Linked DNA regions of Mus musculus: region 2 is linked to region 1. A link is a loop called in an ENCODE intact Hi-C map of the cell type or tissue named here. Cell type or tissue: heart. All regions are shown on one strand. Each heading gives the region's core, and the rest is flanking DNA. Links, peaks and the distances in the headings are about the cores only.

Region 1 (15,063 bases), core at 2,321-10,320:
TCTTGGGCTTGAATGATCTTTCCACTTCAGCTCCTGAATAGCCGGGCCATATGTGCACCAGCACACCCAGTTACATTTGATTTCAAACAGTGGCGTGGGGCTGGAGAGATGGCTCAGAGGTTAAGAGCACACATAGTTCTTGCAAAGGATGTGCGTTTAGGTTCCAGCACCCATATTAGATGGCTCACAACTGCCTGCTACCCCATCCCCAGGAGGATCTGACACCTCTGGCCGCCTTGCAATCCCATGCACATATCCACACAAATAGCCATAACTAAAAGAGTGAAGTTAAAAAAAAAATATTTGGAAGGGTCTCAGTATGTCTCCTTGGCTACCCTAGCACTGCACATATAGACCAGACTGGCCTTAAACTCGGAGATCCACCCGCCTATGCCTCCTGAGTGCTGGGATCAAAGGGGAGCAGCACTACGCCAGGCGGGACTCAAATCGGGATCCACAGACCCAGGGTGGTGTTCGTTCCTCTGGGCCTGTGATCCCACCAAACACTTAGGAGCGGGAAGCAGGGGAACCCGGAGTTCAAAGCCAACCTAGACTCTTAAGACTCTGTCTCAAAAAAGTAAACAACGTATATCGTTGTGCAGTTTACCCTCTCTGCCTCTGTGATGGACAAGGCAGAGGATGTCTCCTGTCCTCCCAGGGGTGACGCAGTATGCTGACACTGGTTTTGTGAGCTGGGTCCAGAGCCCAGGCCTATCATGGGAAAGCCCTTTACCTCTCTCATCTGGAAAGCGGCAGTGAAGAAAGCGCATGCCCCACAGAGCCAGGAGTAGAAAGGCAGGCTGTACTTAGCAGTTTGCTTGCACATCGGTGCATACCCATTTCCATCCGCACCACAGCGAACGCTCACTTGCCTTTAGGATCTCCTGGTGGTTTTCTGAGGCATACAGCCGGCCATCACGCACTATGTCTTCCACCAGCTGCTCATAGTCCTCTGTAAAGTCAACAGGGTTGGGGGCTGAGCGTGGGAACTCTGCTCTCCTGGTACGCTTACAAGACCCACCCACCGCCCCATCTTTCCTGCCCTTGCTCACCATCGTAGGTCACATAGGGAATCTGGAAGCCTCGAGCGCTGTTGGCCTCACTGGTCTTGAAGTTGATCCAGAGTTTCCTGGACCGGGCGGTGAAGGCAATGGGCCGCTCGTAGGTCTGGCAGGTCTCGTAAGTGGTGATAGAGGATGGGGAGGCTGGCAAGGCAAGCGTCAGGTCAGGAGATTAGTGGGGCTGTGAGGTCATTCTGACAGAGGCTCCCCCCTCCAGCCCCCATAAACACACAGCTAGCCACACACCCTCTCTTCTGCCAGCCCCAGGTTTATTCTACAAGGCCGACTACTGCACAATCAGGTGCATTAAAATCGACCTTTATGGGACGAGGATGGCAGAAAGGCTAGGGTTAGAATTAGTCAGGTGGCAGCACTGGCATCCCAGCCTCAGGACTGGCTCCCTCACTGCTGCCCACCCAACCTGTCCCACAGGTCCTGTGCTAGCTTCTGTCCCCCAAGGCTCCTCTCGTGTATCTGCTGGTTCCCCACTCCACCGTCCCAGGTCTTTCTCTTCCCCAACCAGATTCCACGTGCCCACCCCCCAGCCGGCTCTGCAGGCACCCACAGTTCTTTCTCATGACCAGGACGTCCCCACACTCATCCTCGGAGGGCAGGAAGATCTCGGGGACCACGATGAGGATCTTGCGCTTGGGTGGGGGGTTGATGTTCCAGACGCACTCCACACCGGCCGGGTAGTTGCCCGGGTAGTTGGGAGACTCGATGTAGCCAGTGAACTCACCTAGCTCCCCGCCACACTGCCGATCTGCAGCCACACCCCGGTGGAGAGAGCAAGGGAGAGATGGACAGTCAGTGGGGAACCGTGGTGGGCAGGCTGAGGGGCTTGAAGGGGGAGAACAAACATAGGTGGTGAACCATGCTAGATCACCACCTGCTCTTCCGGGGTGCTGGGTCCACCCTCCTCCTGCCCTTCCAGTATCCAAAAGGATGCTACAGGCATCCCTGACAGCTGCCCACCCACCCACTCCGGCCCCCTTCCCCGCTGCCTTACCACCTCCCACCCCCTTTTCCCGTGCACATGGCTCCAAGATCTCTTTCCACTCCCTACAGCCTGGCCAGCCACGTACTCTTGCACTGGGCCACACTGGTCGAGCCATCAAAGTCAGTGCTTGTATTTCCTGGGCAGCGGGTGCAGAAGTTCTGACGGAAATCTGGCTGGTAGGAGCCCACAGCACAGCGGATACAGCGATGGATGCTAGTGTTATAGTAGTGGCCCGGGGAGCACTGGACTGCAGGCGAGAGAAGAGGGCAGAAGCTAAGATGGTAGGAAAGTGGGCATCTGGACCGTGGATAGACAGGCACATCTGTCATGGAGAATCCAGACATCAGAGACTCCCAGGTTTCTTCCAGGGTCCCTACCTTTCCCAGACATAGTCTAAAGCCAGGGAAGAGAGACCTTCCAAAGTGGCTGGCTACAGCACCCTCCTCTTCCTGCAGGCCCTCCCTGAGCAGTGTCAGACTGATACAGGAGCTCACTTAGGGGGATGGAGGGAAATGGCTACCAATCTGCAATGTACTCTGGACAGGGAGGAAGGGTTTAGTCACTTTCTATCCCCAGGTCTGGCCCAAGGGGCAGCTCTGAAACAAGAACATGTACAGTTAGGTACCTGGGTCTTCACTTTTGAGGGAAGATGGTCAGATAACACTCAGGTCTGTGGAGGGGCTTGGAGATGTGTGGGGTGGGTGGCAGCTGAGGATAGGAAGCTCCGGGGAGTAAATAACCTGCTCACCTTTGGTGTCGCAGTCCTGGAAGGAGACTGCCCCCTCATGCTTGGTGGTGAGGCCTCCGCCACAGGGGAAGCACAGGGTTCGCCCTGCTTCAGGCTGATAGGTGCCCCGGGGGCATGGCTGGCAGGGCTTAAACCCATCTCCTGAATGGTGGCCAGGTGGGCACTGACCTGCAATGAAGCAAGGGCCCAACTCTGATGGGGTTGGTCCTGAGCCACTCCCTGGGTCACCCAGTCTTAGGGAACAGCGGAGGCATACAAACAGGACATCAACTAGGAGACTGGCCTGGAGCCTGGGCCTGCCCTTTGGGAAACCCCATGCCCACGGGCATCCCAGTGCCCACCCTAGCCCACTCTGCGTTGTTTGTTCCCCTGGCACCTGCACACGTGGTGACGTTGGTGGCTCCAAGAGGCCCATGGGCATCACTCCCAGGGCAAAGGTCGCAGGAGAGCTGCCCTTCCCTCTCCTGGAAGGTGCCCGCTGGGCATGGCACACACTGCTCCGTCTGGCCGTGGTAATACGTTCCCTGCGGGCAGCTGACTGAGGGAGAGTCGGCCGCGCTAGCCACCCCCCCATCTCCCACCACCCAGGCCTAAGACTCCCCTTCCCGCTCCTCCAGCCATGGGAGATCTATTAGGGAACGAACAGAACCCTGCTTGGAGAGATAGGGATGTCAAATCTGAGTGCAGGAGAACTGCCGGCCCTGCCTAGTGTCCGAGGTTCAGCCTGGGACCAGAGAAAGGAGGCCCGTGGGCAGGAGGGGCTTCGCCACCTCACGTTTTGAGAGCTTCACCTGAGACAAGGGGTCCTGTTCTGCTCTGAGCCAGGGCCAAGTTGGGCCTCCCCCACTCCCCACACCTTTGCTTCCCGGCAAGCTCCCTTACCACACTTGGTGCCTGCTCGGTGCTGCCCAGGTCGGCAGACCTCCACCAGCTCTGCTCGGTCCCCAGCTCCCAGGCCTGGCTTGTGGGCTAGCTCATAGTCAAGGCCTGCCAGACGCAGCAGGAACCGGTCTTGGTTGATGGACTTTCTGAGCATCTTCAGGGACCCTTTCAGCCTCCGTTCCATCCGCTGTCGGAGGCAAGGCAGCCCACAGCCAGCTGGTAATGGATGGTTGTGCGAGTCAGAGAATGAGGAGAGAGAGGTCAGAGCAGAAGGCAGCCGACAGGGGCAGCCCTGGAGTTTGCTGCTCGCCATTACACAGGCCCAGAGTTGAGGTGCCCCCTTCCCTTGGCTTGTCCCTTTTGGATCCAGGCTATGTGCCCTCCTCTTTGGCCCTCCACCCAACAATGTCCCTAGGCCCACCTGTCGTTTCTTCTGCTCTGACCTCAGCTTCCAATTCCAGGGTGAGCCGGGTAACCTCCTTGCCTGGGGGGGTCCGGGCCCGCCTGCCCTTGCCCTTCCGAGAAGAGTCACACTTAAGGTGGATGAAAGTGACCAGGCAGTCAGAGCAGGGGACACTACCTGGAAACAGAGGCCGTGTCAACCTCGAACTGTAGCTTCCACTGAAGACAAGTTCTCTCTTCTGACTCTCCTATTTCTCCATCCGCCCCAGACATCCCTACCCCCAACCCTCTTCTCGGTAGGAGGGAATGACGGGGACTTCCAGGGCCTTAGCCTACAACAGCTTCCCCATTCTATCCACAGCCCAGGGTGCAGGTGAATCCATGACAGAACTAGGCAGAGGGGCTGAGAGGTGGGGAGAGCCTGGTGGGGCCAGGGAGGGAGGTCCAAACCTGGCCCCAGGATCCTGCTGGCCTCCTCGGCTTTGCCTTTGTTTCGCAGATGCAGGCGACATTTGGCATCCTTGATCTTGAAGGAGGCTCTCTGCTTGACTGGCAGCACTGCAGCCTCTAGAGGGAGAAGAGAAGCTCAGCACAGCTCCAGGGCCTGGGGACCCTGGGGACGGCCTGCTCTGGGAGGTGGCTCCGAGCTCAGCAGTAAGGTTTAGCTAGAGAGTGGGATCAGGAAAGCCAAGGGTAACAGATAGGAGGGGTAAGATAGGAGGAGCTTGGCAGCAAAGCTGGAGAGTTAGAGAGTAACAAGGGAGGTAGAGGGTGAGTCGGCCAGGGATGAGGAGAACTGTGGGGGCAGAGAAGAGGAGGACTCTGGGCAGGTGCTCACCATGGCAGGAGCTGGAGACGGTGCTGTTCCCAGAGTGGATCACTCGGGCTGGAGCAGCTTTAGGGCTCGGGGTACCACAGCTCACGGTGAAACCGTTCTCTGACTCTGAAAGAAGGGGCTTATCACAGCTCTGACCCACCTCTCAACCCCCAATGGTTGGAGGAACCCCGGGGGAACAGAGGCACTGCTGAACAGCCAGTCTGCCCTCCCTTCTCCCCAGAACCCCGTCTCTCTCACATACCTGGCAAGAACCGGGCCCGGGAGGGACAGGTCAGGGCACAAGTATCCTTCTTGCCCGAGCGATTGCAGCTAAGCATGGCTTTTGAGGCTCCAAGACTGCTCTGACACTTCACTGGCTCTAGGAAGGGAAGCAAGGTCTGAGAATATGAACATGCCTTGTCTTCCTGCCCTCAGAGAGTTAATGCGGAAAGGGGGACTAGTTACATGCCCAAGGAGACCTGCACATTTTAAACCCAGCAGGCTCCCCCTCACACCTTCCCCTGAAACAGCATTGTTATGTCTGGCCAGCAGAGGGCGCCACACACCTGTGCAATCCTTCCCGTTCCAGTGAAGGCGGCCCTGGCCTGCTGGGCAGGTACACTGATAGCTGCCTGGGGTGTTGATGCAGCCAAAGCGGCAGCCTCCCTTATTGATGCTACATTCGTCCACATCTGTGGGAGGAGTCAGAGATCAGATTGCCAGTACCCTTATAGAGATTACTGTGCATTTACAAATCTTGTCAGGAAGGTAGGTCTCACGTTAACATTCTCATAAACAAAGTAAAAGGTTCTCTGGCCTGTGAGGAGCTCAAAGTTCTCTCCCTTCTCTACATCCCCAGTCATAGTTGCCATTGAGCAGGGGCCAATCCAACCAGACCAAGGTTTCAGAACTTTCCTCTCTTACTGTCTCATTGGGCTAGAGACTGAGAGGGTGGGTCTCTGGGAACAGCGATGGGGAATGCAAGGTAGAATTAGGAGGCAGAGTCTGTGCCACCTGCCATCGCAACCCTCGAGAAGTGAAGGCTGGAGGTTTGGAGTTCGAGGTCACCACTGGCTGTGTGTGTGTGTGTGTGTGTGTGTGTGTGTGTGTGTGTGTGTGTGCAGCTATCCTGGGCTACGTGAAACCCTCAAGCATCTTGCTGCCAGGATGCTGCTCTCTGGTATCCTGTCTCCCAGCTGGTCTTTGGAAGGTGCCTTCTATTTTATCTTGTTGGATGTAGACAAGAACCATCCAAGGATTTCTCATTACAAGCACAGCCATTTGGAGTGTGAAGAGTCGAGGGCTGGGGTGTCTGGGAAGCAGGCAGGTGTAGGTGTGATCTTGCTGGCTTACCCCCGCAGTGAGTGACACCATATAGAAGGTAGCCACGATGACAGAGACACTGGAAGCTCCCCGGGGTGTTGACACACATGTGGTCACAGGTTCGGTCGAAGGAGCACTCATCTATATCTGGAACAGCAAGGATTCGAACCACTGAGTCTGTCTCGGGGCACCTGGTCCATGCTCAGGTGATGGGCTCTGATGCTGAAAGACCTTGGCCTAACTCCAGATCTGAGCACGCACAACTCCCTCTGTACCCTTTGTCTGGGGTTTGGGGCTTTTGTTGTTTTTCTGAGACAGGGTCTCTCTGTATAGCCCTGGCCATCCTGGAACGCACCAGGCTGGCCTCAGACCCAGAGATCTGCCTGTCTCTGCCTTCCAAGTGCAGGGATTAAAAGTGCACCACCAGAATTGCCAGGGTCTGGAACCTGTGCATGTGGAACCTAGTTGCAGCAGGCCACACTTGGGAAAACCTGGATTGTGGTGAAAGCTTGCTCACCCCTTGCCAAGCTGTGTATTTCAGCATGGAGCTGGCCTGCAAGAAGGAAGGACTACCGTTGTCTGTCTGCGGCATAGCCCTGCCTACAGAGACGCTTGGAATACAGCATCCCTGACACTCGCCCCCTTGGCCGGAGCCGGCTCACCCTGGCAGCTCCTTTCGTTGATGAGAAGCTTGTAGCCCTTCTTGCAGCTGCACTCGAAGCTGCCCACTGTGTTGCGGCAGATGTGGTCACAGCCCCCGTTGTTTAAGCGGCACTCGTCTATATCTGGGGACGAAGGACAGCATTGAAGGCTAGGGGCAAAGGAGCCCAGATCTCTTCCTCACAGAGACAAGGAAAATCAAGGAGGGCCCTGGCTTGGCCCTTTTAACTTGGCTGTCACCTTCTGTCTCCATGTCTTCCCTGTTTAGGATATCTGGCCATTACTAACACCATCTCTCCTGAAGCCAAGTCCAGGAACCACCTATGCCAGCAGGGAGCAACGGTCTAGACTTATGGGAGCAGGTGGCCATGTGAGATCCAGGCTGGTCCATGTCCCTTACTCTCCAGTTGACAGCCATCCCCAAGACTGTAGGGAGGGCTGTCCTTTCCTGTCACAAAGGCTGGGGGCCTCTGGTCATGCTGTAAAAGGGCAGCCTTCATAGAGGAGGGGCTGGCCAAAGAGGCTGGGTAGAGAGGACTTCTAAGATAGAGGGAGAAGCTGCTAGAGATGAGGGGCCAGGAGGGGGACGGGACTGGCATGGTCTGCAGAGGCTCAGAGCCTGGCAGCTTTGGGTACTAAGAAAGGAGCAGGTGGGCAGCTTCCTTCCTGAGGTCAAGTTCCCCCGAGCTGGTGGCAGACAGGACCCAGGCTACTCAGCACTTGTGGAGGGGAGGGGGCAGGGCCTTCACTCTTGGCCTACCTGTCAACAGCCCTTCCCAGCAGGAAACCTCTCTACTGCGGCTGGCTGACCGGCTGCCCCCGCCCTCCCCTTCCTGCAGCTCTTGGGCCAAGAGACACAAAGAAGGAGCCCGGCACTACCCAGTCCCCACTCCTCCCTACCAGAGGACACGGACGGACCTGCTGAGTCAGCGTTTGCAGAATGGCTCCCCTCCCCCTTTTCCTTCTCATCTCCCCCAAATCCCAGGTAATGGCAGGAGGGGAGATGGGGTGGGTAGTATAGGAATGGAAGTCATAATGAGAGCCAAGCCAAAAGGTCCCCACAGGGCCAATTCTTCTCACTGATCACCGCTCATCCATCTCTGCGCACATCTATGAGCCAGGTTCAGTGGAGGAAGCCTGGGCACCACAGCATGGCGGACCGAACCAGGCCCTGGTGTGGGCACTCCTACCTATGCTTCCAGAGATCATTCCAGACCCGCTGGGAAGTTAAACCACCCACATGGCTCAGGCACAACAACACAGAGTCAGGCTCAACTGTCCCTCCAGGGTTGAGACCCTTCTCCCTAATACAGGGACAGGGGTGAGAGAGGGAACAAGGGAGACCAGGCCAGGGGGCAGCAAAGTGGTAGCTGGACTTCTGTGCCCACTGAACTGAGGTGGGAGAAACTGACAGCCTTAAAGGGCGTTGAAGAGGCGTGGTCGGTCACCTAGGAACTCTCTCCCCTCCCTTTGGCAGAGGTCTCCGTGTCCCCATTCACTCTGAGATCTCACCTTTGCAGGTCTTTCTGTCTGGCTGCAGCATGAAACCCACAGGACAGCTGCAGTGGACTCCGGTCGCTGCATCATGGCACTTACTGTCGCAGCCTCCGTTGTTGACAGCACAGGTTTCTGTTGAGGGAAGTGTAGGTGGTAATAGGGTTACTAGCCTAGAAGAATGTCAGACTCAGGTATGGGGCCTGAGGGAAGCCCTCAGCCACCTCACAGGGTGGAGGGGGGGGGGGTCAGCAGGAGCGTTAAGCGATGCTCCAGCCTCTCCTTCCTCCCACCCCTCACAAGTGCAGGAAGCGCTCTCTCTCTCGCGCTCCGCTCGCTCAGCATCCCTGCCCCCTACTTGATTGAAACAAGGTGGGCAGCAGTGAGGCAGGTACAAGCCAGAGCTGTCAGGCAGGAATGTGCTGGGGGTGGGGGCAGGGGAGCAGGAGAGGAAAGCTAAAGAGGGCTCGTCCTAGGCACCGAGCATCGGAGCATTAGCATCCTAAGGCCTGAGGGAAAAGAAGGGGTAGACCAGTTTCATCCTCCTATCTTGAGGATGAGTGTGGGTGTTTGTGATGGACAGTCTCCTAAAAGGCCTCGAGGAAAGAGTGTCTCAAGATCCTAAGGGCTCCCCATCAATTCACCCCCAAGACCCCCTATTATCCCCTACCCTCCACCCCCCCTCAACCCCTCCCACCCTTCTGACACTGCAGCCCTGGGTCACCCTCCTTTCACTCCTCCCCAAACCCTCCTGTCTACCTGGAAACACGGTGGCTCTCTGGTTCTTTGCTTTTGCTGATGAGATATTTTGTGAAGGGGGGGGCGCGGCGGGGTGGGGGGGGGGAGAGCGCAGAAGAATCCAGAGAAAGAATGAGAGATGGTGGAAGACACAGAAGAGAAAGCTCAGAGCTTTCAGCTAGGTCTCTCCTGTCAGCTCAGTCTGTGGCAGAGAGGCCAGAGCAGGAGGAGACCAGATGTTAAACAGTTGCTTTGGAGAGAGAGTTCTGGGGAAAGCCATCAGCCCCAGGACAGCAAGAGCCTGGCATGGGGACCTGGGTGCTGTGGTCTGTCCCAGGCACCAAGTCTTCTCCCACTGGCATCCTAAGGCCTCCATGGGACAAGAGAGAAGAGTTGTTCTAAGAATGAGGATGTTAGGCCCACCCTTGTCCCCAAAGTGGGCAGTGTGCCAGGGCTCCAAAAGAAGCCCACCTCTGCCTGGGAGTCCTTGGCCTGCCCTGGTCTCACTGTGGTCTCCCCGAGGTCCCCCAGACCGCGAGGAGCTCAAGTCCAGACTCCCCCAAAAGTGCTCTAAGTATGGACCGAGGGCTCCCAAGGCCTGGAGAAGCACAGTGGGGGACAAGATGCTGTCTGTGTGTAGATCCTCTGAAGCAGCCAGGATGGGTGCTAACAGAACTGGCATGGCATACACCCCAGGCTGGACCAAGAAGCTGGGCAGAGATGCTCAGCTCTGCGGGACAATGGCTGAGCACAGGGAGGAGGGCACAGCTCGACCTGTCCTTTGTGCCAGGCGTGGACCACATGATAATTATCACACCCAAGAGAAGGAAGACTGTCACTCCCCTCCTCCAGAGGAGTGGGCTGAGGGCTCAGAGAAGACGGCTGGTGAGGGACCCAGAGTCAGGCAGAAATCACCAGCTGAGGCTGTGTGGTGTGCTAAAGAAAGGAAGGAACCCAAGAAGGGTGGCCCACAGAGAAGATGACATTCAGCTCTGAGATACTTCCCTCAGCCACAGTGCGAACAGTGGGCAAGATGGCACTGGCTGCAGGGACCGAGGGGTGCACATGGCTGGGAGGGACCGACCAGGGCAATGAGAGGTGGAGGAGGCATAAGAAGGAGAGCCAGGGACCAGGAAGATGACCAGCAGGAAGCTTCCTAGGCCACCAGATGGGTCCAGAGCCCGCACTGCCAGGGGAGCCCTGGAGGGCATGCAAGGTTAGTGGGAGCCCCAGCGGGTTAGCCCTTCCCTAGCAAGCACAGGGAGGGCAGGCATATTTACCATTAGAAACGGCCTGAGTGGGCCCGAGCTGCTCTGGCCGCCTTTCCCCTGTTTGACATTGTAAAAAAGCCGTTTAGATTGGGGCAAGGCCCACCCCGCACCCTCCACCCTGACGGTCCAAACCACTAGCCCCATGTGGTGATTCCAGGGATCCCAAATTAGCCTTGCTCCTCAGCCTTGTCCTGCCTGGTACCCTCAAAGAAATCAAGCCCCCATCAAGGGACCATAAAGCAGAGATGCTGGGTCTCGGAGAGAGCAGCTGCGGGTCCAACCCCCGCATAGCACGCACAGCATGCCAGGCAAAACTGGCACGGGTGTCAAGTTTCGCATCTCGCCACCTCTAAATCCCTTAACTATACTCCTGTCTCGCCACTCAAGCTGCATGTCCCCACAACCCCAGTGACATTTCCCCCTGCCAAGAAAAATTAAGTCCAAGGCAAGTAGGCTCACTCCCTGGGGGCAAAGGGAGAAGGATGGGGAGGGAGGAGCATCACTTGCTCTGCCCAGAGGACTCAGTGGGTCTCAGTGGGGTTAGAGAGCTCAAGCCTAATTACAAAGCAGCCGTCTGAGAACAAGGGAACAGGGTCTCCTGCCCCAGGGGCCTCTGTCCTGCCTCGTGCATCTTCTCCCCATGCAGTTCCTTCTGGAAGAATGGGGGGGGGGAGGCTTTGTGGTGTGTCCAGGGGGTGGTGGGAGGTTTGCAAAGCAGAAGAACTAGCCCTGTCAGGAGAATAAGAAGGGAGCTGGAACAGCAGTCAGAAAAAGCAGCATGAAGCCCTGAGCCTGTCTTGGGGTCTCAGAAGAGTTAGAGAGCAGAGTTGGGAGAGCTTCGGCTCCAGCAGCCTTTGAAAGCATGTGTATCTTGTGAGCCTGTCTGATCCCCGTCCTGTGGCTGCAGTGACACACACCTCCATAAGCACCACTGTCCACAGCCCAAGCACAAGTACCTCTGACTGGCCCGAGCCCTGCCTCATGCCCAGCCAGAGCCCTGCCTTTCACTCCCCACTTCTCCAAGAAGACATCTTGTCAGCCCTCTCACCGCTCAAGAAATAGCAACGGAAGGAATTCAACCTTCACTTTAAGGACTTAGCTCATCCAGGAACCTGGAGAGTCAGGTCAGGCCTAGGAATTCAAGAAGGGTCTCAGGCTTAGAGGACGGGAAGGCTGCAGCAAGTGAGGGGGGGTGGGCAGCCACAGGCACACTGGAAAGTCAGTACCACCAGATGCTTGGGTGTGAGGTGGGCCTGGGGCATCAGGTGAGGGGTAGGAAGGGGGTTTGCCAGGGTAAAGAGGAAGAGAGGGGCTGGAGCCACCCTACTGATTCATTTCAGCCCAAGGCTAACTGCTCTGGAAGCAACTACTGTGTCCTGGCACCAGTTCACAGCAGGGACACTGGCTGTGGTCATTCCCCTACCACACTAGTCAACCAGAGACTGGGTCAGCCGCTCAGCTGACCGCCCCAGAATTCCTCAAGCCTTGGTTGCCCAGCACCCCTGCTAACAGTTCCGAACCTGGTAATGTTTCAACATGGGAGGAAGAGGAGGGTGGGACTCCTGGGGAGGGCAGGTAGTCAAGTGTGCCCTTTAGTCTCTCAGAGTGGTCCTTCCACCTGTCCTCTCATTGGTCTTCATTCCCACATCAGTAACTATCCAGTACCTAGACATCACTGTCCCCCAGGGTCTCTCTTCCCCTTCCGTCCCAGACCCCACCCCAATCCTGTCACAAGTGGCTTCACCCACCAATGCATGTCTTCCCGTCGGTGTGGAGCACAAACTTGACGTGGCAGCCGCACCGAGGACCCTGCTCCGTGTCATCGCAGGTGTGCTGGCAGCCGCCATTACCATAGTTGCAGGTCACTGCACAGAGAGGAGACATGTCAGCCTGCTTGTCCCTTGTGCTGCAGGTCTTCAAGGTGGGGAAAGCTGCCCCTTTTCCTCACTGTGCCCCGCCCCCAGGCCTCTTTCATCTCATCCCTGCCCTCTGGCTACTGAGGCCCCACACCTTCCTGTCCCCCCCATTCTCCTGCCCTCACAAATCTCACATTTACAGTCCCGTTGGTTCTTGGTGAGCTCGAAGCCAGGGCGGCATTCACAGGCAATGCCCCCCTTGGGAGTCTCCCGGCAAATGTGGGCACAGCCGTGGTTCTTGTTCATGCAGTTCATTCCTTCTAAAAAGGGAGAAGGAGACGTTGGCGCTCTGTCTGCACTGGGAGCCTCAATGGGGCAGAACCAGCTGTGGCTAAGGACACTCTAAGAATCAGCTGAGCCTGCTACTCAGAGGCTCTCCGGATCTAGGAGGGACCCAGAGAAACTAAAACAGGGTATCTTTCCTCAGAGAGCTTACACTGAGACTAGGAACCTGAAGAAGAGAAACAGCCATCAGACTGAGACAGGGTTTCTCAGTGTAGTCAGGCTGTCCTGGAACTCACAGATAGGCCTGCCTCTGCCTCCCCCCACCCAGGCTAGGATTAAAGGTGTGTGCCACCACACTTGGCTAGACCACAAAGATTTATTAAGCTGCCATCACAGGCAGGGCAGCACGCTAAGTGACAGGGACACAAAGGCAAATTGGACTTCCCTGCTGCTCTCAGACCATCATGGCCCAGTGAGGAAATGAGCCATGGATCCAGGCTGTGGAAAGGGACGCACGCAGGTGAGGCTGTCCCAGGGAAGGAACAGCTTACAGACAAATGCTGGCGAGCAGGAATTTGCAGCACCGTACCGCCGGACCAGAGAATGCCCCAAAATAGCTTTGTTTCTACTCTGGGCAGGTCCCGGTTCCATTCCCTAGATTAGTCTGGAATACAGTGTCTAAGCACGCTAGGAGTCTAGAGTGTGGGACAGAGAGTGCTGAGGGGCAGCTGGGAAGAGAAGCCTGGGGGCCTAGATGGCCGTGGGCTGACCTTCTGGCCGCTGGATACAGGTGTGCTGGTTGTCACTGAGGAAGAAGCCATCTCTGCAATGGCACTCGTAGCTGCCCATCATGTTGACACAGCTCTGCTGGCAGCCACCGTTGCCCTCTGCACACTCATCCACATCTGTGAAGACAGGGGCTTGGTGGGACTGTTGTAGCAGCAGCATAGACTGAGGGCAGACTGAAGAATGCCTGTGAGCACACGTGTGCGCGCGCACACACACACACACACACACCACAGGCCCACCCTTAGCAAGCACTCCTTAGCCCTTGTCAGCTAAAACTTCCCTGAGTGTGAAGAGGCACCTTTGTCCAGAGCTCAGGTAGGGCAGGCAACATCCAAACCTGGCCAGCCAAGGTGAGGCCCGGACTCCTCTCCCACGCTGTAAAGGCTGCGTCTGAACCCTCGGACCTGCGTCCTATTCCCAGGGCCCACATGGCTGCTAACTGCCTGACACTCCAGTCCCAAGGAACCCGGTATCATCGTCTGGCCCCGCAGGCATGTGGTGCACAGACACACATGCATGCAAACTCCCATACACCGAAACCCTGGGCCAGAGCGAGAGGAACCTCGGTGAAGACAAGGATGGGTACTAGTCCCACTGAGCGGCCATGGCGCACTAGGGCCATGTCGAGGCTGGCTCTGATGAGCAGCCAGGAATCAGAGAACCTGGAAAGGCTCTTTCCTCAGATAGCCGTATGGCTGAGGTGCCAACGATGGTGGGAATGGCCTCTGAGCCACAGGTCCTCATGGGGCAAGGACCGTTTCTGTGGACTGGCCACAACTCGAGCCGTGCTCCCTTCCCCCAGGCCTGGGCTCACTGCCACAGATTTCCTAGCTTTTCTCCTATTTTTGGTTTAACAAAACAAAGCCTGGCAATGCGGCGTGGAAGGGTGGGGAAGGTGGCCAGGCCACACCCTGGATGGTAGAGGGGAACAATAGGGAGCCCGGAGTCACCACCACTACAGCCAAATTCATCACTTGGACATCTGGACTCCATCTCCATCCTGGCTGCATCCCTCCCACCCTCTACTTCTCCCTGGAGAAACTGAGACCCATGCGTGTTCTTGGAGTTTTCTCAAAGGTTAGAGGGATGGTTGAGGCTGTGAACACTCACCTTCACCAGACCTTTGTAACTCAGACCCTCCCAGTACCTGTTCTTTCCCTTGTCTCTATGGTTGGTTGGTGATAGTTGGGGTTAGGACCCAATGGAGACCAAAGAATCAAAGATGGTATTCACGGTCATGTGGGCACCCCTACCCTGTACCGAGTACTTCAGATCTTGTCCCTAAATAGTCCTTTGGTGACAGGGGAGAGACAGCTCTTTCATAGTAGCAGAAGGGCGGGGGAGGGGAGCCCCGGAGAAGGGCCTGCCAGGGACCTGGGTAGAAGATGACCACATGGCAGCTATGCAGTAAGGGGGTTCCTAGGTCACAGAGCATCTGAGCTACCATGTTCCAGCCATTGCCATTCCATTGCTGTTCTTCCCTTTGCTGACTCATCGAACAGACGTTTGAGAGAGGACCCCAGTCTCAAATTTCAAATCCTGTTAGAAGCTTCAGAGTTCCTACGTAGAGGAAACTCTGACAGGGTCCGAGTAACTCCAAGATGACTGGCTAAAGCTGAGGTCAGTGATTCTACCCCAGATAGAGTTCTGGGGACAGGTGATTCCCCGGGCCAGACCAAGAAGGCTCTGAACTGGAGAGGATGAGTCTTAAGACAGGAAGGGAGGCGGGAGACAAGG
Region 2 (15,063 bases), core at 3,020-11,019, 78 kb after region 1:
AGGATCCAGAAATCAAACTGAGCCCCAGGAGATCTGGCGCCCTCTTGTGGCCTCCTTGAGCACCTGAATTCACAGGCGCATACACATAGATACAGTTAGATGTACACATGTAGATACAGAGATGAAAAATAAAAACTCTCTCTCTCTCTTTTTTTTTTAAAGATTGGGTATCTTGGAGTACACCTTTAATCCCAGCACTCAGGAGGCAGAGGTGGGTGGATCTTCATGAGTTCAGTGTAAACCCTGTTTAGAAAAACACAAAACAAGAAATATTTCAAGAAGGATGGTCAGTTCTCTAGTATTCTTGTTTGCTTAGTTTTTGAGGCAGGGTCTTATAGCCCAGGCTGGCTTAAACTCACTATGTGGGTAGGTGACTTTGAACTTCAGATTGCTCATCTCCCAAATGCTGGGATCACAGACAGTCACTATGCCATCCTGCCTGTGTGGTGCTGGCTATCAAACCCTTGGATTCATGTATGCAAGGCAAGCACTCTACCTACCGGGCCACACCCCAACCTCAGTTCTTCACAATTTTAAAAGTAATTGCACTTAATGACAGAACTTCAAAATATATGAGGCAGAAACTACAAAAAATAAAGAGACTAGAACTACAAATATAAATATAGCAATCATAATCATTGGCTGTGTCGATATTCCTTAATTACGTATATCGAAAATAAGTCAGGCTCTGGAAGACTTGAGCCACACCATCGGCTTGACCTCCGTGATCTCATGAACTGTCTCGTCCAAAGCAGCAGAAACACACATAGTTTTGAGACTCCCAGAGAACAGTTACCAAAATAGGCCATATTCCTTCCATAAGGCAAGTCTCAGTAAATTTAAAAAGATTCAAGAAAAAAAATGTTTTCTCACCACAATGGAATTAAATTAGAAGCTAATAATAGAGATCCCTGGAAAATCCCCAAATATTTGGGAACTTTGCTTCTAAATAATGCATGGGTCAAAGGAGAATACAAAGAGAAATTCAAACATATTTTGAGTAGGCTAGAAACTCAGCATGAAAGTTTGTCACCCATCAAGGTCAGGGATGTTTCTGTTTTAGTCTCATTTCTGTTGCTGTGGTAAAAGCACTCTGATTAAATAAATTAAAAAAACAAAAATAAAAACAAAAACACAACTTAGGAGAGAAAGGTTGACTTTTAGCTCATAGTTCCAAGTTATGTACGGTCCATCGTGTGGGGAAGCCAAAGTGGGGGGAACTTAAACAACCAGTCACATTGTTGGCCCAGCAGCTCAGAGAGAAGTGGGCACACATGTACACCCAGTACTCTGCTTTCTCTAGGATCTCAAGCCCAGGGAATTGTGCCCCCCACAGTGGACTGGGTCTTTCCACATCAATCAAGGCAGTCCTCCACAGACATAGCTCCTCAGGCCAGCCTGATCTAAGCAATCCCTCATTGAGATTCTTTCCCTAGGTGACTCTGGGCCAAGTTGAAAATTAAAGCTAGAGCCAGGTATAGGCGCTCACCTTTAATCCCAGCCCTTGGGAGGCAGAGGTAGTTGGACTTCTGAGTTCAAGGCCAGTCTGGTCTACTAAGTGAGTTCCAGGCTAGCCAGGGCTACGTAGAGCAACCCTGTCTCCAAAAACAAACAAGCAAACAAACAAACAAACAAACAAATGGGGGAGAATATGTGGTGGCATACATTTTAATCCTGGCACTCTGGAAGCAGAGGCTGGTGGAGCTCTGTGAGTCTGAGGCCTGGTCTACATATCAAGTTCCAGGACAGCCAGGGCTACACACACAGTAAGAGTAAGTGTGTAAAAATAAAACAACAACAACAACAACAACAACAAATAAAAAAAAATCAATGGAAAAGAAAAGAAAGAAAACTAAAACCAACTATTGCAGCCTCGAACCTATAACTTTAGCTTCCACCTGAAAACAGTAGAGTAAAACAGCCTTGGTCACCCAGGCTTGTGATCCCAGCTACTCAGAAGGCTGGGGCAGGAGGATTCCAAGTTTAAGACCTGCCTAGGTAATTTAGTGATATCCTGACTCAATAAGAAGCAAGCCTGGCCAGGTGTGGTGGCACACGCCTTTAATCCCAGCACTTGGGAGGCAGAGACAGGTGGATTTCTGAGTTCGAGGCCAGCCTGGTCTACAAAGTGAGTTCCAGGACAGCCAGGGCTATACAGAGACCCTGTCTCGAAAAACCAAAAAAAAAAAAAAAAAAAAAAAAAGAAAGGAGGAGGAGGAGAAGGAGAAGGAGAAGCAGCAGCAAGCCTGGCATGGTAGCCATGCCCTTAACCCTAGCACTGGGAAGGAAGAGGCAGACAGACCTCTGTGAGGTCCAAGACAGCCTGGTCTACATAGTTCTGGGTCAGCCAGGGACAGAGAGTAAGATACCCATCCTGGTACACACTTGGGAGGTTAAGGCAGAGGGGCTCAAACAAGTTCAAGGATACTTAGTGTACAGTGGGTCCCAGAGCAGCGTAAGAGATCATCTCAAAGAACCAACAAACACCAACAACAAATCATAGTGAAGCCTAACATGATTGCTCAGACCTGTGACTCCAGCTGAGGCAGGAGGATTGCTGTGAGTTTCCAGGCTTGTCAGGACGTATAGAGTGAAAACCAAACTAACAAACCAATGAAAGTCTTTTTTAAAATAGAGGGCTGGTGAGCTGGCTCAGCGGTTGAGAGCACTGACTGCTCTTTCCAGAGGTTCTGAGTTCAATTCCCAGCAACCACATGGTGGCTCACAGCCATCTGTAATAGGATCTGATGCCCTCTTCTGGTGTGTCTGAAGACAGTTGCAGTGTACTCATATACATATAAATAAATAAATGTTTAAAAAAAATAGGTAAATAGAATATTTGTTTCACAGAGGAGAACCCATATTATAAACAAATACAAGAAAGCCTGCTTTCTGTTGGATGTCAAGAACATGCAAATCTAAAGCCTAGTGAGGAGTCACTGCTTTCTGATGGGGCCAAAGGACTGGAGCCCTGCGCCAATGGGAAACCAGTTTCAGGGAAACGTGATGTCCAATGCAGGGCTCACAAGGGCACAGAGCAAAGGCAGCTGCCTCCAAGACAGCGGCCAGACCTGCTTAGCTGTCACCTTGACAGTGGGATTGTGTGGGACCCACGCACGCACGCACGCCAAAGCAACAAACTCTCTCTTTGTGTATGTGCATCTGGCCCAGGTAAACCTAACCTAGAGGCGTTGGTTGGCTACACAGTTAGACCACGTCTCCAAACCAATAAAAAGCTAGGAAGCAGACTTCTCCCGTGCCTCATTCACCCAACTTGTGTCCTATGCACAGGGACCAGCCAGGATTTAGTGTAGCGAGCACAAATGAACTTCTCTTTAATAAACTTACACATGGGTTCGAGGTAGCGAGACCCTCTTAGCAACTTCTGGAAACATCAAGTGCAAACACTGGTTCCAAGCACAGAGAAACTTAGTGAGGGACTGACATTCGCACACTGAAGAGAGGGAGAGAGAGAGGGAGGGAGGGAGAGAGGAAAGGAGGGAGGGAGGGAGGGAAGAGAGGAGGGAGAGAGGGAGGGAGGGAGGGAGGGTGGAGAGGGTCATGTGGGGCTAGAGTGACTCAGCAGTTAAGAATACTTGCTGCTCTTTCAGAGGACCTGATTTGGGTTCCCAGCATCTATGTCAGGAGGCCCACAGGTTCCTATAACCTGATACCCTCTTCTGGCCTCCCAGGGTAAACACACACACACACACAGATGCACGCACGCGCGCGCACACACACTCTGTCTGTCTCTGTCTCAGAATTCCAGATGCTTCCCCTCTTCCCCCCCAAATTCTCAGAGTTGGGGAGCATAGCTATGTGGTCTGGCTGCTGTCAGGGCACCCCCATTCTGAAGCCCAGAGTTCTCTATCCTTTAAGCTGCAGCCTTCCCGGAGGGGGGGGGGGGGCAGGCTGGCAGTGCTGGAGCTGGGGAGGAACCCCTCAGTAGTTCCTTAGAGAACAAGACAACTTTTACATAAGTGAGGTCTCCATTAGACCAAGGTGGGGGAGGGATAGGAGGCAGCTGAAAGAGACCAAATAATGAGTGGCAGCATAAAACCTGAGCGGGGAAGTGGGGTGGGGTGGGGGCTGGAGAGATGGCTCAGTGGGTAAGAGCACTGACTGCTCTTCCAAAGGACCTGAGTTCAAATCCCAGCAACCACATGGTGGCTCACAACCATCCGCAATGAGATCTGATGCCCTCTTCTGGTGCATCTGAAGACAGCTACAATGTACTTATATATAATAATAAATGAATCTTAAAACAAAACAAAACAACAAACCTGAACAGGAAGCCTTCTGGGTGCCTTGGTTGCTGCCTGTGGGACAAGAGATGGAAACCCTACAGGGGTTGGAGATGGTTCTGCTGTGCTTTCTTCCTTGTGACTGGACTGAGAGTGAGCCTAGGGTGTGGTTTGGCCTGGTCTGGAGTGGCACTTCTGGGCTGTATTCCTAGCCTTTGCCTTGAGGGGACAGCCCTCCTTTGTATTTGTGTGTAGGTTTGTGTATGCGGATGTTGGGTATATGTGTGTACACACACACACACACACACACACACACACACACACACACACACACCCCATTTGAGGGAGCTGTTGAGACAGAGCCTTGCTATATACTCTAGGCTATTCAGCCAGATCTCACTGCATAGCTCGGGCTGCTCTGGTAATTGAGACAATCCTCTTGCCTCTTCCTTAGTCAGCAGCTCAATGGGAAATTCCACAGCATGGAATTTGAGGGTGCCCTGGGAGGCCTCTATGTCTCTTGTGTTCCCATCTCTCTTAGCCCCGCATGTCACAGGTGTGTACATCACAGGCTTTAGGAACATCAGGGCTACACGTGAGTGAGCTTAGCACCATATCAGCCACCAACTTATCCTGTTCTTGCTTTCTCAGACTATCAGGGTCAGAAAATTCTTGCCATTCCTCAGCGAGCAGCAGAGACTCAGCCCTACTGACCTCCTTTTGTTCTGCCGGAGGCTGCAGACCCTCCAGCAAGGTTAAACCATTCCAGGAAGCTCTGGGGAGCCCAGGCTTCATCATGTAGACAACGTAGAGGGGGACTGTGGAGACAGTGTTAGGAAGAATCTAGAAGGTAGAAAAATGCAGTGTGTGTGTATGTGTGAGTGTGTGTGAGGTGTGTGTCTGTGTGCTTGTGAGTGTGTGTGTGAGTGTGTGGGTGTATGAGTGTCCTTATAGGTCACTGGCTGAGGTGTATGTGTAAATGAATTGTGAGACTGAGTGTGTGTGTGAAGGAAAATGTGTTATTTGTATGTAAGTGTGTGTGTGTGTATATATATATATATATATATATATATTCGAGTAAATGTGTATGTGTGAGTGTGTGTATATGTGTGTGTGAATATGTATGCATTGTGAGTATGTATATATGTGTATGAATGTGTATGCATATGTGTGAGTGTGTGTGACTGAGTGAATTGTGTGTATGTGTATGTATGAGTGTGTATGTGTGAGTGTGTACATGTGTATGTGTGAGTGTGCATATATGTGTGAGTGAATATGTACGTGTGCATGAATGTGCATATGTGTGAGTGAATGTGTATATGTGTGTGTGAGTAAATGTGTATATGTGTGTGAGTGAATGTGTGTGTGAGTGAATGCATCTGAGTGTGTCTGTGTGTCTGTGTATGTGAGCGTATATATGTGTATGTATATGTGCATGTGTGTGCATATATGTGTGAGTGAATATGTGTATATGTATGAGTGTGTATGTGTGCATGTGTGTGAATGTGAGTGAATGTGTGTATGTGAGTGAATGTGTGTGTGTATGTGTGAGAGAATGCCTGTGTGTCTGTGTGAGTGAATGTGTGTGAATGTGTGTATATAAGTGTGTATATGTGAGTGTGTGTGTTTGTGTGTGTGTGTGAGCTCACACTGCAACTTCCCCGTTCTCTTGTGGTAGGAAGGGAGAAAGAACTACAGAAACCTTGGTGTGTGTGACATCTCTACTGTTAGAGATGAGAGAGAGGCCGCGGTGGTCTGGGAGGAGGGAGGAGGGAGGAGGGACGTGGATGGGCAGTCTTTGTCCGAAGAGGACAGAGCGTTTGTTGAGGATGATGGAAAGGGCTTGGGTATAGATAAGTAACAATGTTACTCAACATTGTAACTTTAATTTATTTAAAATGTCCCGGAATTGTCTATGCAGGAACGGGTAAAGTGATAAATATTATACTATTTTACCACAAATAAAAACCCCTACAGCAATGACCCCCTAACTTCTCAGCCATTTCTTTTGAGATCAACTTCAAATAGACTGGCTCTCCATGTCACTCTTTGTCAGGTCATTATATTCAGCTCTCGGTACAATTTAGATAATTACAGAAGACAGGAATGATTGAAACCCATCTCTTGCTCCAGCTAACTCGCAGTGCCTTCATCCCTGTCCAGTCCTGTGTGTCCAGTAGACAGTCTTTACCGAAGTTGGTAAAATAAAACACAGGCCCCCACCTCCAGTGGGGGCCCCCGTCTGAGGAAATGGGCTATGTGAAATCCCAAGATTTCGAAAACAAAATTGGTGGCTGGTCATTTGCCTTACAAAGGCTGCCTCACTCAACAAAAGGGTTTGCTCAAACCGTCCTTTAAGAAGGGAGGCCCTGGAGCATTTAATGATATTATTGGATTAAAATGAAATCCCGTGGACCATTCAAGGACACCAAGTTGGAAGTATGTGAATGTATTGTATTGTGTTGAGAGCAGTCAGGGTTCTTGACAAATGGACCCAAAGAAACACACGAAGGAAACAAAACGAGTTTTCTTGGCCTAAAATCCTGGTGGCTGTCTGGGAAGTCTTTTTAAGAGTTCTGTAAGTGATTTATTTAAGACCAGTAAGGCCCGGAGGCCTGCGATGTGTCCATTTTATGAGAGAGAGCTGGTGTCATATTTAGGGTCAGAGTCATGACTCCTGCTGACCCCTGTCACCTGCCCTAATCAAAATGGGTTTCTGGGACCTGAGCTCAACTCTATCCTGACATGGCAAAAAAATAAAAATACAAAACCAAAAAAACCCAAAACCCTCTCTGTTGCCAGAAAGCATATTGGACAGAAATGAGGGCATTATTTATGTCTGCATTAGGTACATTCTGGGGCCCATAAAGGTTTAATTGTCCCTCCAACTTAAAAAAAAAATTATTATTTTTTTTAAATCCACAAAGAGGCTGCCAGCTTTTCCCCGGAGTTGAAAACCAACTGAATATAGTTCTTTGGGAACAGCTTAAGTGTGTAACTCGCGCCCGTGTCCCGGGCACAAGGAGCAATTGTTTTGGGGACGTAGCTTAGAGAACGTTTTCAAGTTGGCGTTTGTGGCTGCTGAGTCACTGGGGAGAGCGGAGGGGGGAAGTAGGCAGAGGGAGGGGGAATCCCAGGTTCTCCCTCGACAGTCTCGCTGCCCTCTGCTGCCCCCTACCGGTCGCTCGACAGAACCCTCCAGTTCTGCTGCCATGGCCCCAGCCCCAGTTCAATACAGAGTAATCATAGGCGCAACCTGTGACTACAAGGTTTAAGGGGTGCTCTGGAGAAAGGGTAAACTGTTTTGTTTTTTGAGGACCGTTAGCGACATCCACGGAGTGTGGGTTCTGGGCAAGTGTGCTGAGGGCTCTGGACCAGCAAAGTCCCTTGAATCTTGTTGAAGAAAGACTGGTTCAGAAGCAATGTCGTGATTGTAACTTCCAGAATCTTCTTTGTTCTGGACTCTGAGCTCTCTACGGGATCCGTCGCGATTACAGCCGCCACACTTCCCTTTGACCCTTAAGCCACCTCCAGATTACCTCAGCCTTTCTCATAGCCTTGGGGGGTTGTGGGGAGTCGGTGGAAAGAAACGCATTTGTCAAGAGACTAAAACCAATCGTTTTGACGTGCGGTTCTGTGTGTGAGGGAGGCCCCGGGGAGAGTCTGCCCCAGTTTACACGAGTCCAACTGGTTCCATTTAAATGTCCCGCACTGTATTTACTGCACCCCCACCGCTTGGGCCGGCTGTTTATCTTCCAGTCGACCTGACGGCCTTGGCCTCTATTTAACTTAAGCCCTCACTGTTTCCGTCCGTGACCTATCATTTACGCGGTTTTCCTTCAGAAGATGTAAATATTTATTTACAGTGTTGGCATTAACTCTTCCAAAGTTCTATACATCGCACAGTAAACACACTGAGCTGTGTGGATTCGTCTCGAAATTTTTTCCATAAACTGGTGGTGACCTTGGACCAGTCTTTCTTTTATCATCCTGAGCTCAGAACGGCTTTAGTAATATTAGGGGTTTTGTTTGGTTTGGTTTGGTTTGGTTTTTGGGCTTTTTTTGTTTTGTTTTGTTTTTTACTTCCCCATCCGCACCCAGGATTTCTTTTAAAATTTGAGTTCCCTCATAGCCACGTGGAACCAGCAGGCCACTGTTTTTTGTCTTTTGGTTTTTTTTTCAGAATATCTTTGGGGATTAGACCGACTCTCAGTATAATTTGCTTCCTAGGGTAGGGGTACACAGAACCGTATTTACCCAATGAGAATATCTATTCAGTCTCACTCACCCAGTCGGGGAATGGCGGAGGCATGGGGGCGGGGATTGTAGGGGCAGGGGCCTGGCATTTCTTTTCTTCAGTACTTTCTCTCTCCCTCACCCTCCTCCCCACCCCCAACACACCTCTCTTCCTCTCTCTCTCCTTTCTCTTTCTTTGACAGGTTCACATGTGGCTCAGGTTGGCCTCAAACTCTCTACATAGCCAAGGATGACCTTGAAAATTTTGGACCTCCTGCTTCTACTTCCCAAGTGCTGGGATTACAGGTGTGAAACATCAGGCTGGGGCTGGACGGAAATATACACACCTGCTTCTCAATCTGGGCTGTGGGGACCCAGGAGGACAGAGGCATTAGATAGCCTAGACAGGCAGCCCTTCCTTCCAGGGTGATAATTCTCAAGTAATTAAAGGGAGTGGGAATTAAGGGTTGGAATAGATGTGAGAGGCTGCTGTGGTGTTACTGCCTGGAAGCTAGCACTTGGGAGGCAGGTGTAGGAGCATCACACACTCGAGGGAAGCCTGGGCCACATATTGAGTAGGAGGCCAGCTGGGCTACAGAGCGGAGCGAGACTCAGTCACAGACAAACGGCCTTATAGGAAATCCTATGTGCTTGGGACCCCCAACCTTTCTCTGACCTGCCCCCGCCCCCCCGTGGAGTTCACCAGGACCCTACGTGCTACATCTCCTTGCACGTGGACAGCATCTCAGCCAGAGCAGAGCACTCAGTGTGACTTCAGAAGTAGCCTGTGATCTGGTCAACCTCTTGCCCATTCCTCTTGGTTACGCCTCGAAATGGCTCTCATCAGGCCTCATACGTGGGGACAGTCCAATGTGACACCCGCTTTTGCCTGTTTGCATGGGTGGGATTTGGGGGCTATTGTACGTGTTTGGAATGTAAAAGCGCCCAGTAAATCATTAAGCAGGAAGTCAGTGATTAACTAAGACACCCCCCCATCCCCCTCCCTGAGGAAGGAGGCCATATCTCCTCTCGTCCTTCTAGGCTCTTGACGATAACTTTTGCTTGGCTGCTTCTGATAAGTGTTAATGATAAGGATCCTGGACGTCTGCACCTTGCCTGGCTCTGGGAAAACGCTTCCCTTAGCCTTCCTCGGTTCCCTCCTCGGCCACCTCCACGCTCCCCTCTTCTTGCTTCAGCCCCACCCCCACCATAGATGCCTGCTCTGATTATCTCCCTACAACCCTCCAAGAGAAGTCAGATTTTAAAAGTTTTAATTACACTGTGTGTATGTGTGTGCGTGCGTGTGCGCGCGCACGTGTGTGTGTGTGTGTGTGTGTGTGTGTACATGGTGTGGCACAGGTGTGGAGCCTGAGGCCAGCTCGTGTGTGGCAGGTCTCTCCTGGAATTATGGGAGTCTTGGGGATTGAACTCAGGAGGTCAGGATTGGAAGCTGGATCCTTGGCCCATTAGTGCATTTGGCTGACCCACAGATGTTATATAGAGAGCGGCTATTTTACGAGTACAGATAGATTCCTAGGGGAATTCAGACATCTGGGAAGAGCTCTATAGCACTGATTCTTTTATCGGGAGGGCTACTATTTAAAAACAAGCTCAATTTTTTTTCTCTCCTTGACATTAATAGTCCCAAATAGGCCAGGCAGTGGTGGCGAAAGCTTTTAATCCCAGTACGCATGGAGGCAGAGGCAGGCAGATCTCTGGGAGTTTGAGGCCAGCCTGGTCTACAGAGGGAGTTCCAGGATAGCTGGGGCTACACAGAGAAAACATGTCATAAAAAAAAATGTTTTCCCTGCATGTATGTGTATGTGTGTGTACATACACACACACACACACACACACACACACACACACACACCCTTAGGGGCCCCACAAGAGGGCACCAGGTATTTCTAGGCCGCCACTTGGGTGCCATCTTTCCAGACTCCGAGTTTTCATGTGACAGGAAGCTGTGACATCACTGCGTAGCTTCTGTTCACGTCCCCGTTGACCACCTGGAGGGAAATTCCAAGAAGCACACCCCGAAATTCCAAGAAGCACAATGGGGAGGGAGGAAGGAAGCTTAGTATGTGCTGGAGATAGTTTAGGTGGTCGGTGAGAATTGAACCCAGGGATACCAACCAAGCTACAACCTTAAATTCTTTTCAGTAAATCCTACCTTGCAGTATTGGAACTGAACCTGGGCCCTCAAACATGGCCGGCATTTTGTTACTAAGTTGCACCCATTATCTGGCTTTGTTTTGTCTTTAAACTTTAGTTGCTTCGTCTGTCCTGGAACTGTGTAGTCCAAGCAGGCCTTGGCCAGTCTGTCCTCTTGCCTCAGTCTCCCCAGTAGCTAGGGTGACAGGCCTGCACCGTTACTTTCAGGTTTTCCAAAGTCAGGGATTGGCAAGCAAAGCAGCGGCATCAGGCGGTACAGCCATTTCCGGGGGATCGCACGCCCTCTTCTGAACGCCTGGGGTACTGCATGGATGGGATGCATTTGCATAGGTTTTATGATGACTTCAAGTCAGAGTAATTAAGAGGCCAGAAAGAATATGAGGGAAAAACACCCTCTCCATGTTCTCTCCCCAAACCCAAGGCGTGGGTATTTAAAAGACTTTAATCCCTGCAGAGGCAGGAAGATCTGAGTTTGAGGCCAGCCTGGTCTACAGAAGAGTTCCCTGACTGCTGGGGCAGCATAGAGAAACTTTCTTTGTCTTGGGAAAAAAGCAAAAAACACAAGAGAATGTTATATGTAAAACAAGACAATTTTATATGTATGGGTATTTTGCCTGCGTGTATGTAAATATATGTAAATATAGGAAGTATGATCCCGAGGAACTGGAGTGGCAGATGGCCGAGATCCATCATGTTGGTGCTGGGAATCGAACCCTGGTCCTCTGGAAGAAAGCCAGTGGTCCTAACAGCTGAGCCATCTCTCCAGGCCTCACCCTCCATTTTTTTTAAGAATCTGGAAATGGAGCTCAGCCTATGAGGTCCCTTCCATGCCCAGCACTACATGAACCCTTGGTGGTGGCTCACACGGGTGACCCCAGCACTCAGGCAGAGGCTGTAGGGTCAGCAGTTCGAGGCTAGCACCCCTGTGCATGCTCTGCAGGCTACCCCTAAGCCCCAGATCCTGACACTTGGAATCAATAGGGATGACCGTCCTGCCCCAGTCTCGGTCTCACCCAAGGTGGCGGCAGATGGTCGGTGGCGGGTCGCGATGCTGGTGGGGAGGGCTGCCACGCGCCTCGCGCCTCGTTGCCAGGACACCTAAGCTGTTTGTTTGGCAACACCGGGCGTTCCCACTCCTGCTCAGTTCGCAGGGTGGGGATGTGGAGTGTGTGACAGCATCGACGTGGGGCTCAGTGGCTCCACCCAGCCACGCCGCCCCTGCCTCATCCCCCCAAGTGGTTTAGCCCACCCGCACCCCGTGCCGCCCAGCCAGCCAGAGCGGGCGGGCCGGCAGAGAAGGAAGTGAGCTGAGTGGAGAGAGGGAAGGGGAGGGAGAAAGTGGAGGGGGAGGGCGGAGGTGAGCCACGGAGGGGAAGGGATGAAAGAGGGGAAGGGAGAGGGGAAGAGGAGGTGAGGGGAAGAGGCATACTGAGAGGGAGAGACAAGGGGTGGTGAGGGATGGAGAGGGGTAAGGGGAGGGGCGTCCGTCGGGGCTGCGGCCTCAGTTTCTTCCTGCGCCAGCTCTGGTCCCCCCTGGCCCTGACGAGCCCCCAACATTTGTCACCACACAGATACCACCACCACCACCATCACCAGGATGCCAGACGTGAAAGAGAGGGCGGCCCGGAAGGAGCCCGGCGCGGCAGAGAGCGCCTCCCGTGAATCCCGCGGGGGAAACACCCGGGAGAGCGCGAGCAGCGCCCAGGGGCACCGATCGTGTAGGTTCAACCGTCGCCCGAGCACGGCCGCCCTCACCCCAGGGTCCGCGCAGGGGCGCGGGGTAAAGACGGCGCCACGAGGTCCCGTGGGCCACGGAGGACTGCGGACTGGCCCGACCTCCCGGTGTCCCCAGCCCTCCGCCCGAGCGAAGCTCCCCTCGGTCACGCGTGGGGCACCGCTTCCGCCATCCCCGGGAAAGGGCCACCTCGGCGGGACCCCGAGCTCGCACAGGCTAGGTATCTGCTTGAGGCAGGGTCCCCCAAGTGCGGGGACTGCAGGTCCGGACCTCCCTCCCCCTCGTTTCAAATGCTCCCGCACAAGCGTTGCCATGGATTTCCTGTGACGCTGGACAGTTAGTCTCTCCTCTGTGGCCACGCGGGGTCGCTGCTGCTTAACGCTGTGACTTGAGACAAGATCCAGGTGTACCCGGAGGGGTGGGGTGGGGTGGGTTGGGTTCGGGCTGGGGTTGTGTATCCAAATAGGAACCTGGCCTGTGGGGTTCAAGGTCAGGGCGTGCTGGTGCTGCTGGTTTGGAAACAGTTCTTACAATGGCTGTTGCATCCATAGGTACAGTGACTCCTGAGTATACAATCAAATTCCTTTTGTAAAAATTTGGAACTGTGTATAACACGTTGGCTTTGTTGTGTTGCAGTTTTCTTTTTTTAGGGGGGCAATCTGAATTTTTAAGAATTGTAGCCACACTTAAATCTCTACTCTTTAAGCCCTCCTTGTTCCGGAGTGCTCTGGGCGGAACTGGCTGCTTCTTGCAGTTGGAGAGTTTCTTGAGGAGTGGCTGTAGCTTTGAAGGTTTCCTTTCACCTCGGATTTGTTTACGGATCTGATTGTGTCATGCCAGCCATTTCGGCTGGGATAATGAAGGACTGCACAGATGCTGGGAAGAGCAGGGTCCGGTCACCTTTGTTTTTATAAAAAGGTTTATTTTTCTTTGTGTGAGTGGGTGTTTTGTCTACAGGTATGTCTGTGCACCGTGTGTGTTCAGGGCCAGAAGAGATGTCGGGCGCCCTGAAACTGGAGTTACAGATGCTTGTGAGCCAAGGGTAACCCAGCTCTTAGGAAAGGGCAGCAAGTGGCTTAACCACTTGGCCATCTGTCCAGCCTGTAGTTTATGCTTTTATAACCCAGCCAAGGACTCTAGATTTTCTATCAAAGTCCAGTCAATTTTCTCACCATGAAATATTTTCAATTTGTTGAAACGTAAAACCCAGAGACTTCCTCCATTTTTAATTTTCTCTGTGTGTGTGTGTTTTTTTCCTTTTTCCTTACTGTCTGAGGATACAGGCATGACTCTAAATACTTCTGTCATGTTTCCTTCTGAGAAAGACAGTGCTGTCCTATGGGATCTCTACAGTTATTTTCTTTTGCCGGGCAGTGGTGGCACAAGCCTTTAATCCCAGCACTTGGGAGGCAGAGGCAGGCAGACTTCTGAGTTTGAGGCCAGCCTGGTCTACAGAGTGAGTTTCAGGACAGTCAGGGCTACACAGAGAAACCCTGTCTCGAAAAACAAACAAAACAAAACAAAACAAAACAAAACATTGTGCCTTTTCAGGCCTGTGAGGCAGCTCAGCAGCTAAGCTCCCCCGACCCCACCAACCTGATGACTGAGCCGATGCCCAGGCAGCCATGAGAAGGTAGAAGGAGGGAACCTTCCTCGAGCCTCCCAATGCAAACTGGTGTGCAATACTAATAACCTTCTTGATTATTTTATGTATACGAGCACACTATCATTGACACACCAAAAGAGGGCATCAGATCCCATCGTAGATGGCTGTGAGCCACCATGTGGTTGCTGGGAATTGAACTCAGGACCTCTGGAAGAGCAGACAGTGCTCTTAACCGCTGAGCCATCTCTCCAGCCCTGACAGCTTTATCTTTGAATCCGCTTCATTTTGTGCCTGCCTGAACTTTAGCCTTCACTGTGTTGGACTGCCCTGAGCATTTCTAGCACGCCCTTGGGGAAGTACAAGTGACTGGCTGAGTGGACTCAGATATAACCCCGGGGGCCTTCAGACGAGTGACCCTGAGGAGATTCAGACATGTGTGGGTTGATAACTGTCCACCAGAACTTCTTCTAATTACAGGTATGACGGAGAGAGTCCATGACGCTTCCAAGCTTGATTGTCAGTTGGAAGAAAGGAGTTTATCTTCAAGCAGGTATTGGCTTTTACAGTTTCTGTATGTGACTTCCTGATGTCGTTATTCAGCACCGAAGGATTCTGGGGGCTGGGGAGGTGACTCTGTGGGCTGACACTTGTTGCCAGGCCTGACAACCTGAGTTTAATTACATGTGCCCTCACCAATAAACAGATAAATATTAAAAATAAACTCGGCACGCTCACACCTGTAATCTCAGCACTTGGGAAACAGAGCCAGGTGGAGCTGGAGCTGGAGACCAGCTTGGTTTACATGGTGAGTTGCAGGCCAGTCAGGGATATCCAGGGAGACCCTACCTCAAACAAGTAAACAACTCAAATGAATGTCTCCTTGGCGAAATGTGTTGCTTGCCATGGTTCTTTTTTTTTTTTTTTTTTTTCTTTCCCGAGACAGGGTTTCTCTGTGTAGCCCTGGCTGTCCTGGAACTCACTTTGTAGACCAGGCTGGCCTCGAACTCAGAAATCCGCCTGCCTCTGCCTCCCAAGTGCTGGGATTAAAGGCGTGCGCCACCACGCCT

Evidence for each region. Peaks named below come from ENCODE experiments on the same cell type or tissue, not always from the same donor. Only the 100,000 strongest peaks of a DNase experiment are listed, where the experiment ranks them.
Region 2: it touches region 1 in a loop (8-fold over the local background); 38 of 42 quality-filtered maps call a loop at or near these places.

What each region holds. Positions count from the first base shown.
Region 1 is chr17:28,154,271-28,169,333 of GRCm38, reverse strand. It overlaps Scube3 (signal peptide, CUB domain, EGF-like 3), which reads right to left. Exons shown (of 22, transcript NM_001004366.2): 4 at 13,308-13,442; 5 at 12,447-12,572; 6 at 12,145-12,261; 7 at 8,406-8,522; 8 at 6,896-7,018; 9 at 6,264-6,380; 10 at 5,477-5,602; 11 at 5,173-5,289; 12 at 4,932-5,036; 13 at 4,544-4,660; 14 at 4,113-4,271; 15 at 3,692-3,907; 16 at 3,186-3,347; 17 at 2,810-2,977; 4 more. Among named protein-coding and RNA genes, the nearest start is that of Zfp523, 15 kb to the left of the region's middle. In heart, for the core only: a CTCF peak has its summit at 5,457 (motif pointing right); DNase peaks (open chromatin) are centred at 5,453 and 7,717; H3K4me3 peaks cover 1,637 bases; H3K27ac peaks cover 1,615 bases; H3K27me3 peaks cover 6,560 bases.
Region 2 is chr17:28,077,469-28,092,531 of GRCm38, reverse strand. Tcp11 (t-complex protein 11) reads left to right here and starts at 11,893. Exons shown (of 10, transcript NM_001085555.1): 1 at 11,893-11,957; 2 at 12,227-12,373; 3 at 14,474-14,546. The coding sequence starts at 12,253. In heart, for the core only: a CTCF peak has its summit at 10,951 (motif pointing left); a DNase peak (open chromatin) is centred at 7,401; H3K4me3 peaks cover 784 bases; H3K27ac peaks cover 3,094 bases; H3K27me3 peaks cover 1,209 bases.